Regions from separate parts of the Homo sapiens genome. Here region 1 is linked to region 2. The links are chromatin loops, found by intact Hi-C in ENCODE. Cell type or tissue: ascending aorta. All regions are shown on one strand. Each heading gives the region's core, and the rest is flanking DNA. Links, peaks and the distances in the headings are about the cores only.

Evidence for each region. Peaks named below come from ENCODE experiments on the same cell type or tissue, not always from the same donor. Only the 100,000 strongest peaks of a DNase experiment are listed, where the experiment ranks them.
Region 1: it touches region 2 in a loop (2.0-fold over the local background); 4 of 110 quality-filtered maps call a loop at or near these places.

Annotation. Positions count from the first base shown.
Region 1 is chr10:13,875,105-13,880,480 of GRCh38, reverse strand. All of the region lies in intron 2 of FRMD4A (FERM domain containing 4A), which reads left to right. Among named protein-coding and RNA genes, the nearest start is that of FRMD4A-AS2, 110 kb to the left of the region's middle. In ascending aorta, for the core only: no CTCF peak of the experiment used is centred there; a DNase peak (open chromatin) is centred at 2,760; H3K4me3 peaks cover 1,186 bases; H3K27ac peaks cover 4,300 bases.
Region 2 is chr10:13,954,961-13,960,336 of GRCh38, reverse strand. All of the region lies in intron 2 of FRMD4A (FERM domain containing 4A), which reads left to right. Among named protein-coding and RNA genes, the nearest start is that of FRMD4A-AS2, 34 kb to the left of the region's middle. In ascending aorta, for the core only: a CTCF peak has its summit at 3,216 (motif pointing right); a DNase peak (open chromatin) is centred at 3,276; H3K4me3 peaks cover 595 bases; H3K27ac peaks cover 2,317 bases.

The sequences.
Region 1 (5,376 bases), core at 136-5,135, 80 kb after region 2:
GGTGAGATTGCAAGGTGGGCAGAGTTGGAAGCACATTTGCAAGAATCCAGACAAATGATGACAATGATGATGATGACGGTGATGAAAAGTGTTCAGGTTCTGGATATTCTGAAGACAGAACCAACAGGATTTTCTGAGGGTTCAGTGTGGGATATGTGATAAAGAGAAGAGTCCAGAATTTGGGGCCAAAAGAGCACAAAATGGAGATGACGAGGCAGAGCTACCATTACCTGGGAGGGGAAGCTGTGATCTGGGGAAAAGTGAGATCAGGAATTCCGTCTGGGACTCGCTGAGCTTGGGATGTTTAACAAGGGACCAAGTGAGGTGTGGAGAGGGCAGTTTTGAGCATAATTCTCTACAAACCTGGGTCAGGGGACACCACAGTGGAGACACAGAGTTGAAGCTCACCCATGTACAAACGATGCTTAAAGCACAAAAGACTGCCAACTCCAGGGTTCAGAACTGAGTATGATGACATCTGGGAAAATGCATAAGCACCAAACTTCAAATAATAAGAATATAATGTATGAAAAACAGCCAAGCGTGGTGGCTCACACCTGTAATCCCAGCAACTTGGGAGGCTGAGGTAGGAGAATCGCTTGAGGCCAGGAGTTTGAGAGCAGCCTGGGTCAAATAGTGAGACCCATCTCAAGAAGAAGAAGAAGGAGGAGGAGGAGGAGGAGGAAGGGAGGAGGAGGAGGAAGAAGGGGAAGGAGGGGGAGGGGGAGGGGGGAGAAGGGAGAGGAGGAGGGAGAAGGGAGAAGGGAGGAAGAGGAGGAGCAGGAAAAGGAAGAGAAAGAAGAAGGAGGAGGAAGAGGAAGGAAAGAAAAGAATTCCTCATTGTGTGAAAAGTTCTGTTGAGATGTGCCATTGTACAAATTGAATCCTCAATGTCATGCTCCTGATGGTGTCTTTTTGATAACTTGGAAGAAATGTCTCTCTTTTATTTTATTTTATTTATTTGTGGGGAGATGGGGTATCACCCTGCTGCCCAGGATGGAGTACAATGGTGCCATCATGGCTCACTGCAGACTCAAACTCCTGGGCTCAAGTGATTCTCCCACCTCAGCCTCCTGAGTACCAGGGACTACAGGCCCATGTCTCCATGCCTGGCTACGTTTTTTAAAAGATTTTTTTTGTTTGTTTTTGAGAGATGGGGTCTTGCTGTGTTGCCTAGGCTGGTTTTGAACTCCAGGCCAAAGCACTGGGATTACCACCACACCCGGCTAATTTTTGTATTTTTTTTTAGAGATGGGGTCTCACTGTGTTGCCCAGGCTGGTCTCAAACTCTTGGCTTCAAGCAATCCTCCAGCCTTGGCCTCACAAAGTGCTAAATCTCATATTTAAATAGATTTATTAATATATCATTGACATACAATAAACTATGCTTATTTAAAATATACTGTTGGATATGTCTTGATATGTGACTATACCTGGGAAACCATCACCACAATCAGGAATTGTAACTCTGTACTTTTATACTTTTAGTCAATCATTTGTGTGATGCTCAGGACTAGACATGAGGAAGGATATAAAATGTCATCACTGTCCCTGCCTCATCTGTCTGTCCTGATTTAAAATTCTGGCTTTCCAATACTATTATCTAGTCACAGACTCATTTCCAGGTTCCTTCCTTCCTTCCTTCCTTCCTTCCTTCCCTCCCTCCCTCTCTCTTTCTCTCCTTCTCTCTTTCTCTCTCTCTCTCTCTTTCTTTTCTTTCTATGTTTTGTGATGGAGTCTCGCTGTGTCGCCCAGGCTGGAGTGCAGTAGCGTGATCTCGGCTCACTGCAACCTCCGCCTCCCGGGTTCAAGTGATTCTTCTGCCTCAGCCTCCCGAGTAGCTGGGATTACAGGTGCTCACCAGCATGCCTGGCTAATTTTTGTATTTTTAGTAGAGACAACGTTTTGCCATGTTAGCCAGGCTGGTTTCAAACTCCTAACCTCAGGTGATCTGCCCGCCTCGGCCTCCCAAAGTGCTGGGATTACAGGTGTGAGCCACCATGCCTGGCTTTATTTCCAGGTCTTTTCTGAAGGTTTTGCTAAAAATACACTGCACTTTGGTTATCAAAGGGTTTGGTGTGACATGGTGAGCTGCTTGCAGCAGTGTCACTGGTTAAACCAGGAAAGTGCAAAGATCAGGAGCCCAGCCAGCTTTTAAGCAGCTCAGATCCAGGCAAAAACATCTCTCTCCTTCCTTCTTTCATGGAAACAGCCCAAACACTAGGCTCTATTTCAGCTTTTTTTTTTTTTTTTTTTTTGCTACAAGTAGTCAACACAGTAATTACCTCCTGCTGAAAGCTTTGAGAAATTGTTCTGTGTCCAATTAGAATTTTTGATTTGACTAACAGATACAACATAACATCTTTATTTCTGTAACTGCTCACTAATGATATGCACCCTGGATATATTTAGACTCTCGTTTGCCGGGGCCATTGCACTGTAAGGTGCTACGTTACTGTCTGTGACAGCATTTCCACCAAGAGGCTTGATGAGGATGGGGGTGGGGAGACTTTTGGGTTTGGGAGTCCTCTCCCTCGCTCTTTCCACCCCTCTCAGGCCTGACCTTCCATGCCCAGGCTTACATGGGGAGCAGCTCTAGGACTTATCCCCTCCTGGGAGCTCCTGACACTGGACCAGGCGCCCAGGGGCAGATCTCCATGAAGTGTCTGGGATGGTTCATGGGGCAGCCAGCCAGTGTCAAAACCTCCCCCAGGAAGAATGGAAGGAGGGATCTGCCAGCACAGCTCATGCAAGACCAAGAAGTCCCTGCCAGCGACATTCCAGCAGAACCCTTTCCAAAGTACTTGGTTATGTAAACAGAAAGGCGGTAGCCTCTAGCCCAGATGGACTGCTCCGTGTGGATGTCAAAGTCACTGTGGAAACTTCCCCCTATGGAAGCACTACGGGTCCCCAAGCTCTCCCTGCAGCTCTGTATTGGAATGGGGAGGGTTGGGGACTTCTTTTTGACCTCATGGAACTGGGACCTCCGTGTAGGACTGGTGGTTCTCTAGTTCTCGAGCGTCCCTGTTTCTCAGATGTGTCTTGCTCCGATGCCACTAGAGGTTTGATCTGATTTAAGGGTGTCACTGGAGTCAGCTGTCGGTGTGGAGTGCTTCCTGCTAAACGTGGCAGGACTTGGCATCTGAGCATGTGGACCTTGGATTTAGGCACTTAGTACAGGAGTGCTTTGTATCCAACACAGGTTTAGCAAAGCAGGTGGCCTGGCAGGACATACTAACCTCATAGGTGGCCATTTTCCTACTGTATGTCAAGAGCCACCAAAGACCCAAGGGTGGAATTTGGAAAACTTGCAGGTGGTCTAGAATACTATTTTCTGCTCCACACCTCCCTGGGAGGCAATGGAGATTATGACTATAGTAGTATACAAAGAAGATTGTTTATGACAAGGAGAGCCCATTCCCCAACTCTTATCTATGTGGCTTCACCCATCACTGAGGGCAGATCCACATTGATTCTGCTTGTCACATAGGTATGTGAATGACAAATAATGCATGTGTTCCTGAGACTGGCTTTTGGGGCATATTTCTACAGAATAGGCAAATTAAAACATATTTCACTGAATGCAAATTAATTTATATAGTACCTATATTACATAATTGCCCTTGAAATTATATATATAAAGATATATGCTATTTAAATATATATTTATTATTCATATAAAATATTTATTGTGTGCCTATTATGGCAGTCACATCATTCTATTTTAATCACACGTATTATTGTTTTAGTATCAATAAAATGTTTACAACTGTGAAAACTTATTGTATAATAAGACCCATAGTTGTAAATAATACTGTGTCTCCTTCCATTGATCACAACATAAGCAAAATTTTTTTAAAATTTCATTTAAAACGACAGATTAAACTGGACACTGAAACAAAGTAGGCAAATTCATGTTACCAGAAAGTGTTATTAAGGTTCTTGGTTACTGAGCACGTGAATTCTCTACCAAACCAGCAACAGATGCCGGTAACTCTTCTGCACAGAATTACATTTTAAATAGGGGATGTTCGACCACACATTTATATGAGAAAAATTGGTAGCATCAAAAAGTAGAAAAATGCGTTTGTGCCTATCAGTCTGTACTAAAATTTTTGTAAGCTTTCTGAAGCACTGAGTGAACGTTGTAAAAATTTGTTTCACCAAACCACATGTAATATTGTACCAAGGAAACATCACAAGTAAATACATCAGCTATCAGAATGAATATATTTTCTTGGAACTCTTTGTTTCTAGCTGTGCCTATATATCCATGCCTTATACATCACAACTTATTGGAGAGGAAGGGAAGGGATCTTAGAGTCCGTCTGTCCCTGAGTTCTGTAATCCTTTCTACAACTTCCCTTGCTAAAGTCTCTGGTCCCTTCCTGATGATTTGCAGTGATAACGGGGCAACCCATTCCATTTTGAGCAATGATGCTTGTTCAAAAGTTCTTCCTTCCATTGAATCCGAATGTATCTTCTGGAATTTCCCCTCATTGGGTCTATTTTTTGCCCACCAAAGCAAAGTTAACCCACCTTCACTTTATACACATCAGATTAGCAAGTTCCCCCGAACCCCCATTTGGGTAAGCCCAGGACAGTCCTAGTTTATACCTGTTCTCTCTATATAATCAATAATAGCCTCCCTTTTGCCTCACAAGTATCTGGTATGGCCAGTAGGTTGTATGGTCACGCTACCACTAGAGCTTGTGATATGTAGGCCACCGATGCAGCTTTTCCCTCAGTCCTGGGAAGTACTGGTTTCTGGACCTTCACCCGGTCTAGTTATCCTTCTTTGGTCTCTCTCCCATTTCTTTCATTTTCTTGTATAAAATATGGTACCCACAATTGAATACAGATTTCCAGAAGCAGTTTAACCACAGTAGAATGCAGGGCACCTCTTAATTCCCTTATTCCGATGCTGGGCTTCTAGCACGTGCGTGAAGAGTACGACACAAAACTGTAAACAATATGACCCCAACTTTGACATTTGAAGCTACCATCCGAACCTCTTTGCCCTCTGTAAATCTGATATGCATGCCTGCTATGTCCCTTTACAAATCACTGGGGGGAAATACATGGATTGAGGAAGACAAGTTCTACTTTAATATCACTTTGCAGTTTTCCAAGTGCTTGTGGATCTTGCTGTTGCAGCCCTGTCTCCAGACTCCCCTCATTTTGGCCTCATGATGAAATTGACTTGAAAACAGTGCTCAGTGGCTATTTCCTATTTCAAGCGATTTAGCCATCCTCACTCAGACGATTAGCTCCCCCTTCTTTGTTTTCATAAAGACGGTGTCCAGCTGTATTTCTCACTGCTTCCTTCTCATCCGCCACGGTGTCCTTCAGCTCTTTGCCTGGGTGACATTTCCA
Region 2 (5,376 bases), core at 189-5,188:
AACGTCTCAAAAAATTAAAGCGTCTGTTTCCAAAATAAGTGTACGATTGTTACTATTATCATAACTGTGGTGAGTTTCCTTTCAGTTTCCAGGGGAAATTCAATGAAGGCTTTTGACAAACAATTTTGTCAGGAAACAAGCTGCCGCCAAAGATTCCAGGCAGGCAATTGTTGGTGTCTTGGGTAGCAGGTACTTCCTGGGGCTCACAGCAGAGTGAAGTTCACAGAGATAGTGGTTCCTAGAAATCTAAACAGCCCTGTATTCTCTCTTCCCTCTGATCCCGGATCCAAAGGCGGGGGCTGCCCCTCCTACACCATGAGGCTTTGTTTATGCTTCCCAAGGCAAGCATTTTGTGATTTGCCTGTTCTGGGGCAGCCACGGTGCCTTTTCCACGGCATCTACTGGTCTGGGCCAAATAACCTGCGGTTCGTGTTCTCTCTTGGCCAAATAGAGAGCACGAGGATGCCCCCAAGCATTTTCAGAGCGAGGGGAAGTGCCTGTTGATACTCAGCCCTGGGGGGCAAATTGCAGCTGACCCCGTGTTGCAGGGCTCTGATCCAGGAATGGCAGTAGAAGGGCAGCAAGTGCCAGCTCTCACAGTGCTCCCGGGTAGAAACTGAGCACATGCATGAGCTTGGAGTGGCCTCATTTTCACGACTGTGTTATATCTGGTTTGCCTCCCAAGCTCATGAAGCGGGTAAACCCATGAAACAACGAGCTCAGCTGTCATGACACAACCTGGCCATTGTCTAAAACACCCTCCTCTAAAAGGTCTTTGAAGAATAATGAACCTGTCACCTGATGATTACAAATCTAAAAAAAAAAATCACTCACAGCTTTTTTTTTTTTTTTTTTTTTTTTTTTTATGAAACAGTCTTGCTCTGTCACCCGGAGGGGAGTGCAGTGGCACAATCTCAGCTCACTGCAACCTCTGCCTCCCGGGTTCAAACAATTCTTCTCTCTCAGCCTCCCAAGTAGCTGGGGCCAAAGGCACGCGCCACCACGCCTGGCTAATTTTTATATTTTTAGTAGAGATAGGGTTTCACCATATTGGTCAGGCTGGTCTCAAACTCCTGACCTCATGATCTGCCTGCCTTGGCCTCCCAAAGTGCTGAGATTACAAGGTGTGACCCTCCGCACCTAGCCCACTCACAGCTTTTGAATATGGATAGACATTCTCTGATGATCATTGTTGCAGGGAGAGGGGACTTTTACTGAGAAGGGATTCTCATACTTGCAAGTGCCCATTGCTGAGAATCCCAGCCAAGGCTGTCCAATAAAATTCCCATATTTAAGCCATTTCATAGAATAAAATACTCAGAGTGCTGGGGAAAATTGTTAACTTAGTCCAATGTAATCCCTTCTCTTCCATCAAGACTACATCTCAACCATCCAAAGAAACTAGATTGGTTATAATTGTCTAGACTGGTTATAATTGTAAAAAGCAGAATAGCCTGGGCACGGTGGCTCGTGCCTGTAATCCCAGCACTTTGGGAGGCCGAGGCAGGTGGATCACCTGAGGTCAGGAATTCGAGACCAGCCTGACCAACATGGAGAAACCCTATCTCTACTAAAAATATAAAATTAGCCAGGCGTGGGGGTGCATGCCTGTAATCCCAGCTCCTCGGGAGGCTGAGGCAGGAGAATCGCTTAAACCTGGGAGGCGGAGGTTGCCGTGAGCCGAGATCATGCCATTGCACTCCAGCCTGGGCAAGAAGAGCGGGGAAAAAAAAAAAGAAAGAAAGAAAGACACTGGTCGGGTGCGGTGGCTCACGCCTGTAATCCCAGCAGTTTGGGAGGCCGAGGCGGGCGGATCACAAGGTCAAGAGATCAAGACCATCCTGGCTAACACGGTGAAACCCCGTCTCTACTAAAAATACAAAAAATTAGCCAGGCATGGTGGCGGGCACCTGTGGTCCCAGCTACTCAGGAGGCTGAGGCAGGAGAATGGCGTGAACCCGGGAGGCGGAGCTTGCAGTGAGCCGAGATCGCGCCACTGCACTCCAGCCTGGGCGACGAGCGAGACTCCGTCTCCAAAAAAAAAAAAAAAAAAAACAATGGTCATGGCTGTTGTTCACGCGACTGTTTTACATTCCAATCACGCAATCTTTAATGAGTTAGAAGCCAGTTGGTGTGCTGATAACGAGAAAGAAACACAAAAGGATAGGAGACAGTCTTTGCTGCACCTTTCAGAATAGCTAGGTAAATCACTCGCCTAAGTAGGAAAGAGATAACTAGCAATGTACTGCAGTAGCGTATGGGGCCAGGTGAGAAATCCCGACAAGAAATACCACTGGATTTCAGAGGAAGAAGCAAGCTGTGCCGAGAGCAGGATCTAGGGAGGAAGTTGAAGAACAGGCAGGGTTTACATAGGCTCTTAGAGAGGGGAGGGTTTTCAAAAAAAGAAAAAAGGCAAGCAAAGGGAAAGGTGTGGGGAAAGAGCGGTGGGTTCCTAGTCGCCGTATGTAATCAACTTTGTAAGTGGCTTACAGTACAGAGAGAAAGAAAAGGAGTGAGTGAGCGAGTTTTAGGGGCCAGAAAGATACAAGGACACAATAAAGAATAAATGGAATGGAAAACTGAAAATGCAAAAAGGGCTAGCCATTTGTTCAACCCAATGAATTCACATTGCTCGCAGAAATAACACCAAAGATTCCCAGTTGCCAGCTAGATTCTAAATCTTGAGACACTGTGCTTTCTCTAGCGAAGGAGGATTTTTACTCTTCCTCCTTTTTCTCTGGACTCTGTTTATGATAAAGTGCTAATCAAAAAGGAGGGGTATGGCTGAGCGTGGTGGCTCACGTCTATAATCCCAGCACTTTGGGAGGCTGAGGCGGGTGGATCACCTAAGGTCAGAAGTTTGAGACCAGCCTGGTCAACATGGTGAAACCCTGTCTCTACTAAAAATACAAAAAATTAGCCGGGCATGGTGGTGCATGCCTGTAGTCCCAGCTAGACGGGAGGCTGAGGCAAGAGACTTGTTTGAACCCGGGAGGCAGAGATTGCAGTAAGCCCAGATTGCACCACTGCACTCCAGTCTGGGCAGCAAGAGCGAAACTCTGTCTCACAAAAAACAAAAAGGAAGGGTTAGATGCAGAAACATAAACACTGGCACACTGTAACCTCCCTAAGGTCTCTGCCTGTTTGTTGAAAGTTTCAGCTTCAAGGCCGGCTTTGCCTTTCCACACATAGCTCTGCGGAGTCGGAGCCATCCACTAGAAGGCGGGCTGATCTTGTTCTTCATAAACTGTTTGGGTTTCCCCGTGGTTCAGAGCCACTGACGCCTTTCACGACTTTCTAAGCCAATTATTTAGCAAGAATGTTCTGGACAAGCAGACACCCAGTTCTCAGGCCTTGAGAAAGTGCCCAGTGTGGGGGCTGGAGGGAGGATCAGAACAAATGTGGAACTTATTGTGAATCTCAGTTTTCAAAAATGCTCAACGTCTACACTTTCCCCCTTCCCAGGATTTTGCTAAGGGCCAACACCAGGGAGTAGCCCATTTGTTTTGTTTTGTCATCCAACCTCTTGCTGTTTTATGAAATCTTAATGCTGCTGGAAAATTCAAGTCGATTCATTTGAATCTTAGTACTCACTGCTTAATTGTCTAGTAAACTAACAGTTTTCTCTGCCGCTCAGAAAAATACACAGCCATACATCCACAATTATTTTCTTTTCCCTTTGCTAGAAATTTTAGATTAGCATCATGGCGTACACAAGATGAGCCTTGGTGACTTCAGTGTCAGACTGACACAGGTCCATACTCCAACTCCACCATTTACCCGTGCATGGACTTGGCAAGCAACTTTGTTGTCCTGAGCCTCAGTTTTGTCTTCTGTTAAACGGGGTCAAAATCAGTTTCTTCTAGAGATAAAGAACCTACATAAGGCTGGACATAGTGGCTCATGCCTGTAATCCCAGCACTTTGGGAGGCCAAGGCAGGCTGATCACTTGAGGTCAGGAGTTCAAGACCAGCCTGGCCCACATGGCGAAACCCCATCTCTACTAAAAGTACAAAATTAGCCGGGTGTGGTGGCTCATGCCTGCAGTCCCAGCTACCCAGGAGGCGGAGGCACGAGAATCACTTCAACCTGGGAGGCAGAGTTTGCAGTGAGCCAAGAGTGTGCCACTGCACTCCAGCCTGGGTGACAGAGTGAGACTCTGTCTAAAAAAACAAAAGAAAAAAAGAAAAAAAAGAATTCTACCTAAATCACTTAGCACACTGTATAGCACAAACAAGGTGCTCCGTAAATGGTAGTATTTCATTATTAGTATTTTACTCAGTATTGAAGTACTCCTGGGAATCTGCCTTTCTAGGAAGATCCCTTTGCAACAACTGTAGAGATGAATTTGAAAGGGTGTAAAATAAAAGCCACCTGGGTGTTTTTCACATGCATAACCGATTTCAAGCCAAGAATGGGAGAAACTGGAAAATACCGGAATATTCCTCATACATACTGCTTTATGTATTCTAATAATGTCTTTCCCTTTCTCTCAGCATTGACTACTCACAGCCCCACCTTCCTTTTCATTGTGCTTTTCTGGAAGGCTGGTTATCTCCACATATGGAACACAGTTTCTCTTTAGGGCCTTTAATACGCTAGAAATTCCAAAACAAAGTAGACCCCGGCAGGGCACTGGCTCCACGTTGGCAAATAAGCTTGCCATCAGGCGCCACTTCTGGTATTACAATGTGTTTTTCATTAAGGAGGGAACTGTAGCCCCAGACTTCAAGGGTTGGTTTCTAGCCATATGCAAAGGCCTGAGGACTAGTACTGCAGCTCATCTGCAGAAAAGAAATGCCCAGGGCCAGAGGGAATCTCCTCCACCCTGCTGTATTGGTAGTCCATGTAGCCACCAGATACTTCAGTGACTTGGATTAGGAGTACGATGGATCACCCATCATCAAATGGCATTTAAGAGCAGAATTAGGCCAAGCATAGTGGCTAACACCTGTAATCCCAACACTTTGGAAGGCTGAGGCAGGGAGAACACTTTAGGTCAGGAGTTCGAGACCAGCCTGGCCAACATGGCGAAACCCCGTCTCCACTAAAAATACAAAAATTAGCTGGACGTGGTGGTGAGCGCCTGTAGTCCCAGCTACTCTGGAGGCTGAGGTGCAAGAATCGCTTGAACCCGGAAGGCAGAGGCTACAGTGAGCTGAGATTGAGCCACTGCACTCCAGCCTGGGTGACAGAGTGATACTCCGTCTCAAAAAAAAAAAAAGCAGAATTATTAACATGGGGTTGGAAGAGTTGGAAGACTACCTTACCATAGACAATTGAATATGAGGTATGCTTTGTTAGTAGTCTGTGACATTTGAAAAACTGGCCCTAAGAAAGAAAATTGTGTCCATGGCTAAAAGAATTGAAGTGAAT